Regions from separate parts of the Homo sapiens genome. Here region 2 is linked to region 1. Evidence: read pairs that join two places in POLR2A ChIA-PET (ENCODE). Cell type or tissue: MCF 10A. All regions are shown on one strand. Links, peaks and the distances in the headings refer to the core of each region. The heading gives the core; the rest is flanking DNA. Region 1 has its middle 32 kb from the start of COA7. Region 2 overlaps TUT4 (terminal uridylyl transferase 4).

Region 1 (4,399 bases), core at 1-4,000:
CAGGAGAGGATAACTGCATCTTAAAGTGTGGAGACATTTCCTGATTTTGAGAGAACAGAATTTTCTGGACGTGCAAAGCCTGCTACCTCCCAGCCACCCTGCTGCCATGGCCTTTCTTCTGGGCCCACACATTAGCTATGTACTCATCCCAACAGCTGGGTGGGCCATTTACTCCCGGGGTGACCATCTCAGTTACTTCAACTTTGAAATGAGCTCCATAATGGTGTGGGGAATGCTTACTAAACTGGGTGGCAAGAGAACTATATTCAAACCATGGAGGCTTCACCAATGGCACTGTGTGAGGTTGGGCAGGGCATTTCTCTCTAGAACTCAACTTTCCTACCAGTGAAAAAGCAGAAAGGATGCAAAGGGGCTAGGATCTCCCTGCCTTGATGGTCCATGTCTATGTCAAATGCTGTATGTCCTGTTTTTGGCCTGCTTCTTTGAAATAGAGGCCACGTGATAGAGTGGATTCTGCAGACAGAAGATTTAGATATGATTCTGGTTCTGACTTGCTTTGTAAGTCTGGGACAGCCATGAAACCCCCTCCGAGCCCCAGTTTTCTCATTTGGTAAACTGAGGTAATACCTACCTCACAGGGTTCTGTGAGGCTCCAGTGAGCTAAAAGCAACATAATGATGACGATGACAATGATGATGATGGTGGTGGTGGTGATGGTGATGGTGATGGTGATGGTGATGATCTGTCTCCACAGCAGTCAATCTCTTTGAACGAATTACAATTGTGGTTGTTGCCAGGAAGTTAGGAACCACCTGCAGGGTCATAGAGAATGTGAACAAATCTTTGAAAGACTTCCCCATGGCGGAGCAAACATTCCCAGCAAGAGCTATTACTGAGGGGAAAAGAGGAATGAACTCGTGCTGACTAACTACGCCCATTTACTTCTTCCATTCCTGCAAGGTAGGTGTTCGTGTACCCATACTAGCTGGGTAACCAGTATATAAACCTTTCAGAGCCTCAGTCTCTTCACCTGTAAAATGTAATATTACCAAACTCAGAATTGGTGAAGCCTATAGTGGACATTGATTGCTCTGGGCCACCCAGCATCCAAACACTCCCTATCTGGAGGAATTCCAAGCTATGTGGGAGCTGAAGGAGGCAGCAACTCCTCCTGACCCTTGTGGGCTTGTGATTGGCCAAGTCAATGCCCTACATGGGCTGAGTCTGGTGGCAGTTAGCAGAGGGGCAAGGACAGAGATTACTTCAGGTGGCTGCAATGGGGCAAGAGCCTAGCAGTGCAGTGGTGATCAGCAAGTATCTGTGTGGCTAGAGGCAGAGTCTGTCCTAAACACATAGTTCCCATGGCAGGACTTTGGCCGTGCCCAGCTGCCCTTGATTCTCATCTAGCTTTGTGGTCTCCCTGTCATTTCAGTGAGACATCCAATAGCTTTCCAGTAAAGACCCTTTTTGCTTAATTTTGCCAGAGGTAGTTTCTGGCAACTACCTCTGAGAATTTGTTTACAACTGAGAATCTTGACTGGTACAGCGTAAACCCCATAACATGCCAGACACAATGCTCAGCATATAGTAAGCACTCAAAAAACTATAGACACACACACACACACACGCGCGTGTGCACAGAAACAAAAGTTCAGAGAAGTAAAATGATCTGCCTAAGGTCACACAGCAGGTGGTGCTATGGGGCTGGACATGGACATCTTGGTGGTACACTGCATTTAATTAATTAATTAATTAATTTGAGACAGAATCTCACTCTGTTGCCCAGGCTGGAGTGCAGCGGCGCAATCTTGGCTCACTGCAACCTCCGCCTCCTGGGTTCAAGTGATTCTCCTGCCTCAGCCTCCCAAGTAGCTGGGACTACAGGCGCCTGCCACCACGCCCAGCTAATTTTTGTACTTTTAGTAGAGGCACGGTTTCATCATGTTGTCCAGGCTGGTCTTGAACTCCGGACCTCAAGTGATCCCCCCGTCTCAGTCGTCCAAAGTGTTAGGATTACAGGCGTGAGCCACCGCTCCCAGCCGGTACACTGCATTTAGATATCACTTTACTTCATAACACATTGTAGAACAATGTATTATTAACACATTTCTTCGTAAGTATCCAAACAACCTAGTGAGGCCAGAAGGGCTGGGATATTCTCTTGAGACAGAGAGGAAGGCATTAGCTCAAGGTAACCCTGTAAATAGTGGTGGCCTAGAATCCAGGTCTCAAGTCCACAGCCCAGGGCCGGTGCTCTGGTCATGTTCACACATGTGAGCTCACACATGCACACGCTGCTACATTTTATGAAGCAGCTCCATCGGAATACATGGCTACCTGATGCATTAGCAACCTGGGGTGAGTCAGCAGCTGCCTGTGAGGCCATCAGGGAGGGAACACCATGTACCAGAACTTGCAGAAAGGAGTGCTTCTGCAGCTTCCATGTGATCTGGGGTACAGGGAAGTGGGGGGGGATGGTGCTTGAGAAGAAGGATGGGAGGGAGGTGGGGATGGGTAGATTTGTCCTAACTTAGGGCCTCCTCTGGGCCCCAATAGGGCCCATACTTATTGAGGGAGATTTTGGTTCCTGCAGTGTTGGCAAAGTGGCTTAATTCGACTTAATGGAAGAAAAATGTGTAATGAATATGGATAATGCATACAATGAGGCCCCAGGGAGGGCTGGTTGGAGGAAGGGTGATGAGCTCATGATAAGTCTGAATGATAATGAGGCTGTAGCTCCAAGGGTGAGCCCAGGTAGAAGACATCGGGGACAACTGCTCCTCCCTAGGGGAGTGGGATCCTCCTGCTGACCTCTGTCCCCACCCTGCCCTGGCCTTCAGACCTTGACCTCCCACTTGGATAGAGTTACAGAATGTCAGATTCACAGGATTCTGGTTTCACAGGATTAGAATCAGGCTCAAGATTCCACAATTACAGACCTTTAGCACCACATATGTTAACAATAGAAAATTTCAGAATTGAACAGTCTGACAATTGGAGCCCCTTGGGAAGAAATCTAGGAGATCTTTCCCCAACTTTCATTTAGTAACAATAAATAACATCTGTCGAGCACATCACAACTTCCAAAGTCCTTTCACATCTGTACAGACATCGCATAGGGGTGGGTGGTATTATACCTTCAGCTTAAGTATTGTGCAGATCAAAATGGGCTGGCTGGCGGATTGCTTGAGCCTGGGAGTTCGAGACCAGCCTGGGCAACTTGGCAAAACCTCGTCTCTACTAAAAATACAAAAATTAGCTAGGCGTGGTGGTGTGCGCCTGTAGTCCCAACTACTCAGAAGGCTGAGGCAGGAGGATCACTTATGCCAGGGAGGTCAAGACTGCAGTGAGCCATGATTGCACCACTGCACTCCAGACTGGGCACAGAGCAAGATCCTGTCTTAGAATAAAAATAGCCGGGGTGCAGCGGCTCATGCCTGTAATCCCAGCACTTTGGGAGGCCGAGGCAGGCGGATCACGAGGTCAGGAGATGGAGACCATCCTGGCCAACACAGTGAAACCCCGTCTCTCCTAAAAAATACAAAAAATCAGGGCCGAGCGCGGTGGCTCACGCCTGCAATCCCAACAACTTTGGGAGGCCAAGGCGGGCAGATCACCTGAGGTCGGGAGTTTGAGACCAGCCTGACCAACATGGAGAAACCCCGTCTCTACTAAAAATACAAAAAAATTAGCCGGGCATGGTGGCACACGCCTGTAATCTCAGCTACTCGGGAGGCTGAGGCAGGAGAATCGCTTGAACCCGGGAGGTGGAGGTTGCGGTGAGCCAAGATTGCGCCACTGCACTCCAGCCTGGGCAACAAGAGCAAAACTCGGTTTCAAAAAAAAAAAAAAATTAGCTGGGCGTGGTGGCCGGCGCCTGTAGTCCCAGCTATTCGAGAGGCTGAGGCAGGAGAATGGCGTGAACCCGAGAGGCAGAGCTTGCAGCGAGCGGAGATCGCGCCACTGCACTCCAGCCTGGGCGACAGAGCGAGATTATGTCTCAAAAAAAAAAAAAGAATAAAAATTAAAATTAAAAAATAAATAAATAAAATGGGCTGGTCTTGCAGGACAAATTCTATTTTCCATATGCCAAGGTTTCGATACCTTTGTCTTCTGTAGTTATATAAACACTTCTATTTGGTATAATGTGTTCAAATTCTCTGTTGTGTAAATTCTGCACGGTCAAGTATGGTTTTTCAGAATGCATTTTGGCATATTGCAATGCTCAAAAATATGACTATCATTGTTGCATCAGCATAATCAGGGTTGGTACATTCTGCGATAGCTTTTTGGCAGGTTTTATCATCCAGCACTATTTTCAGTTCACAAAGGACTTAAACAACATATCCAAGAATAGATTTAAGTCACTAATGTAAAGACTGAACTTCAAGTTACTTCAAGGGTTAGTCAGCACATGTTCTGATTTTCTTTCTTTCTT
Region 2 (4,399 bases), core at 322-4,321, 180 kb after region 1:
AGTGGCGCAATCTCAGCTCACTGCAACCTCTACCTCCTGGGTTCAAGTGATTCTCCTGTCTCAGCCTCCCGAGTAGCTGAGATTAAAGGTGCCTGCCACTGTGCCTGGCTAATTTTTGTATTTTTAGTAGAGACAGGGTTTCACTATGTTGGCCAGGCTGGTCTCGAACTCCTGACCTTAAGTCATCCACCCACTCTGCCTCCCAAAGTGCTGGGATTACTTGCATGAGCCAGTGTGCCCGGCCTAAAAAATATTTTCAGTGTGCAGTTGATTGAATGTGCAGATGCAGAACCCATTGATATGGAGGGCTGAGTGTCTGAAATAAGCATATTTAAACTAAAGCATAGTGAAAATAAAAAATTTTATATGGTAAGATATAAATAATATCAAAAGAAAAATAGTAGATTGGGAAAAATAACATCTTTCAAATGCATATATCAGACGTAAAGGGTTATTATCTATAATTAAAACTCTTATAAATTGATGTATTGGATGAAAATAGAAAAACTGGCAAAATATTTAATAGGCAATTTAGAAAAGAATAAATCCCAAATGGTTAGTAAACATACACAAATTTCATAATCTCTTTAGGGTCAAGGACATGCAAATTAAAGTAACCATCAGATACTACATTTCACCCATCCCATTGAAAATTATTGAAAATTATTTTTTAAGTGATAATACCTAGTGTTTGAAGGGGTGTATGCACAGGATAATACCTAGTGTTCGAAGGGGTGAACACACCTGGGTTCCTAGTGGAAAATACGAATTTTTGTAGTGATTTTGGAAAAACGATTCTTAACAATATATTTTAAGATTAAAATATATCACTCATTTTTTAATTTAACAAACATTCCTAGGCATACAGCTCATAGAAATAAGCACCAATACTTAGGAAACATGTATAAGGATGAACATTACAGCATTATTTGAAGTGGCAAAAACTGGGAACAAAATGTGAATGTTCTTGAATGGGGGAACTGTTACGTAACCATCCATATCATAGACTATAATTTAAGCATTTAAAAGAATGTGTTGGCTGGGCATGGTGGCTCATGCCTATAAATACCCAGAACTTTGGGAGGCCGAGCGGGGAGATCTTTTGAGCCCAAGGGTTCGAGACCAGCCTGGGCAACGTAAGTAAAATTTGTCTACAAATAGTCTACAAAATAAAAAAAATTAGCTGAGCATGGTGGTGCATGCCTGTAGTCCCAGCTATGTGGAAGGATCACTTGAGGCTGGGAGGTTGAGCCTGCAGTGAGTCATGATCATGCCACTGCACTTCACCCTGGGCTACAGAGCAAGACCCTGTCTCAAAAATAAAATAACGTGTTAGATCTTGCTAACTGACTTAAAGGGACTTTCTTGATATATTGTTAAGGGAGAAGAGTAATATACAGAGAGATGTCTATAATATACTATTTTGGTAAAATAATGTTGAAAAACTTAAACTTCTCCCTATACCTATATAGGAAATAGAAATGTATGTGTATTTGTATATGAGTATAGAAAAAGGCCTAGAAGAAGACATAGAAGGTTGTTAATTGAAGTAGAAGTAGAGGCAAGATGAAAAAATATTTTTAAAATGTGTCCACAGTAAAATAACTACATGTAATATTATTCCTTTTAACAAAAATATGTATCTTTGTATGAATTTTAAAAAGAATGAAAAAAATGATCATCAACATTTTAATGGTTATTTTAGAGTGATGATATTTCAAGTTATTCCTTATATTTTTCATTGTCATTTGAACTTTTTACAATGATTAGGGTAGGAAAAAGCAAGCTACTTTTATCATGAAAATTAAGAAAGCTAAATGGTAGTACTTTTTTCCCCTTCATTTTGCAGTTGTGCTATATTGACTCCCAAACTGATGGTGGAATCCCTTCTTACTGTTTTGCTTTAATGGTGATGTTTTTTCTACAACAGAGAAAACCCCCTCTTCTTCCTTGCTTACTTGGAAGTTGGGTAAGCATGAATTTGTGACATATATATGCATATATATATATAGTTTGCTCTTGCAGAGAACTCTGCTCAAACATTTTAAGCTGGAATTCTGGTTTGTCTGTTTGTCCATCTTTTTTTTTTTTTTTAAATAATTTTTCCACTACCAATTTGGAATGCCTTTTTATATAGATTGAAGGCTTTGACCCAAAAAGAATGGATGACTTTCAGCTGAAGGGCATAGTAGAAGAGAAGTTTGTGAAGTGGGAATGTAATTCAAGTAGTGCAACTGAGAAAAACTCAATTGCTGAGGAAAACAAAGCTAAGGCAGACCAACCAAAAGATGATACCAAGAAGACAGAAACAGACAACCAAAGTAATGCCATGAAGGAAAAACATGGCAAAGTAAGCCTTTTTGTTTTTGTTTTTTGGCTTTTCTATCTGTAGAATTTGTGATATTCTTCGATTGAAGCTATTTTAATTGTAGATTGACTGACCTTGAGCAAGCCTCTTGGCCTCATTTTCCTCATCTATAAAGTGAGGGGTTGATCTGGTTTAGTTTTTCAGTACCAAGATTCTCTAATGAATTTATGCCTTATTTTGGAAAACTTGTGTTGTTTGAATCATGTCAAGATAAATCTGTCATTTTTCATCTAGACAAGGAAAATTTCCTTTAAGAGTTGGGCTCTGACCAGACTTCAGCATATGGGAATTTTGTTGCCAATTGGGTGGAGAAATAAAGCCCCTGTGCTCTAAGAGAGGGTAGCTTTGCTTATTTGATCATTCAGCATTCATTTTTAAGGACCTGCTATGTGCCAGGCATTATCTTGAGTGCTAGAGAACCAAAGGTACATGGATTATGTCCTTCAGAAGCTTGTAGTCTTCTAAATGGACAGATGCATTATTACAGAAATCTGAACATTTCTGAAATCATTGCTCTAGCTATATTGAATTATTTGTAGTTTCCTGATATACTTGACTATTGTATTCAACTCTTCCACTTTCCTGTACTACTGTATACTCTCTCCTCAAACCACTAATACTCTCAGCCAATGCTTGCTTATTACTTCACTGGGAACTTGCCATGTTCTTATCTAAAGTCATTTTCTTCACTTGCGTATTCAGTCTCATCCTTTCTTGTCTTTTCCAGAATATCACTCTAGCAATTATTCCCTCATAAATTGCCAATTTTTCATTCCCTACAAAATCAAACATGCTCTTACTTCTCCCACTGTAAGAAAAATCTGACATCACTTCCCCTCCCAGCTATTCCTTTGCTCCCTTTTGCAGCGAAACTTCTTAAAGAAATGTCTGTATTTACTATTTTTGATTTCTCTGTTTCCCCTTAACTCACACTAATCAGGCTTTGATGTCACCCCATCAGTTTGCCAAAACTTGTATCATCAATGTCAGTAACCTCCACATTACTAAATCCCGTGGTCATTTCTCAGTTTCTGTTGTTTTTGATTTATTAGCAACACTTGCCAGTTAATTACTTCCCTCTCTGAAAATTTTATTCACTTGACTTTCAGGACACCAGACCCGTGTCTGGTTATTCCTTCTCAGTTTCCTTTGCTGGTTTCTTTTTTCCTCTGTAATCTCTTAAAGTTGAAGTGCTGTAGTTCACGATCCCTTTTTTCTTGTGTATGTACATTCCCTTGGTAATCCCATCTAATCCTGTGGATTTTAAGTACTGTCTGTATGATGATCACTCTCAAATTCAAATCTCCAGCCAGACCTCTCTCCTGACCACCATAATTGTATAACCAACTGCCCATTTATTGTCTCTACTTAGATATCTAATAGTCTTTTTTTTTTTTTTTTTTTTTTCCTGAGACGGAGTCTCGCTCTGTCGCCCAGGCTGGAGTGCAGTGGCACGATCTCAGTTCACTGAAACCTCTGCCTCCCAGGTTCACACCATTCTCCTGCCTCAGCCTCCCAAGTAGCTGGGACTACAGGTGCCCGGCCACCATGCCCGGCTAATTTTTTGTATTTTTAGTAGAGATGGGGTTTCACCGTGTTAGCCAGGATGGTCTCAATCTCCTGATCTCGTGATCCACCCGCCTCAGCCTCCCAAAGTGCTGGGATTACAGGCGTGAGCCTCCGCGCCCGGCCGTCTAATAGATGTCTTAAACTTAATGTGTCTAAACTGAATTCCTGATCCTCCCCTCAAACTTGCTCCACACTTAGTTTTTTCATCTTAATTGTTTGCACTGCATCCTTTCAGTTGCTCAATTAACTGAAAGGATGTTCCTTTCGGTTAACCTTGGAGTCATCCTTTACTTCTCTTTCATACCCTATATCAAGTCTTGTCAGGAAATCCTGTCATCTCTACTTCAACATGTATCCAGAATTTGATTACCTCTCACTACCTCCACTGTTACCTTCCTGGTCCTAGCCACCATCATCTCTGGCCTGGGATACTACTATAGCCTCCTAACAGGTTTCCCTGTG

Evidence for each region. Peaks named below come from ENCODE experiments on the same cell type or tissue, not always from the same donor. Only the 100,000 strongest peaks of a DNase experiment are listed, where the experiment ranks them.
Region 2: POLR2A ChIA-PET joins it to region 1 with 10 read pairs; 5 of 35 experiments call an interaction of 5 or more read pairs at or near these places.

Annotation. Positions count from the first base shown.
Region 1 is chr1:52,663,773-52,668,171 of GRCh38, reverse strand. It overlaps a transcript of SHISAL2A not described here. Among named protein-coding and RNA genes, the nearest start is that of COA7, 32 kb to the left of the region's middle. RefSeq lists a silencer at 1,541-1,835. In MCF 10A, for the core only: a CTCF peak has its summit at 1,651 (motif pointing right); DNase peaks (open chromatin) are centred at 1,651 and 2,321.
Region 2 is chr1:52,479,374-52,483,772 of GRCh38, reverse strand. It overlaps TUT4 (terminal uridylyl transferase 4), which reads left to right. Exons shown (of 30, transcript NM_001009881.3): 10 at 1,850-1,969; 11 at 2,138-2,350. Among named protein-coding and RNA genes, the nearest start is that of TUT4, 72 kb to the left of the region's middle. In MCF 10A, for the core only: no CTCF peak of the experiment used is centred there; no DNase peak of the experiment used is centred there.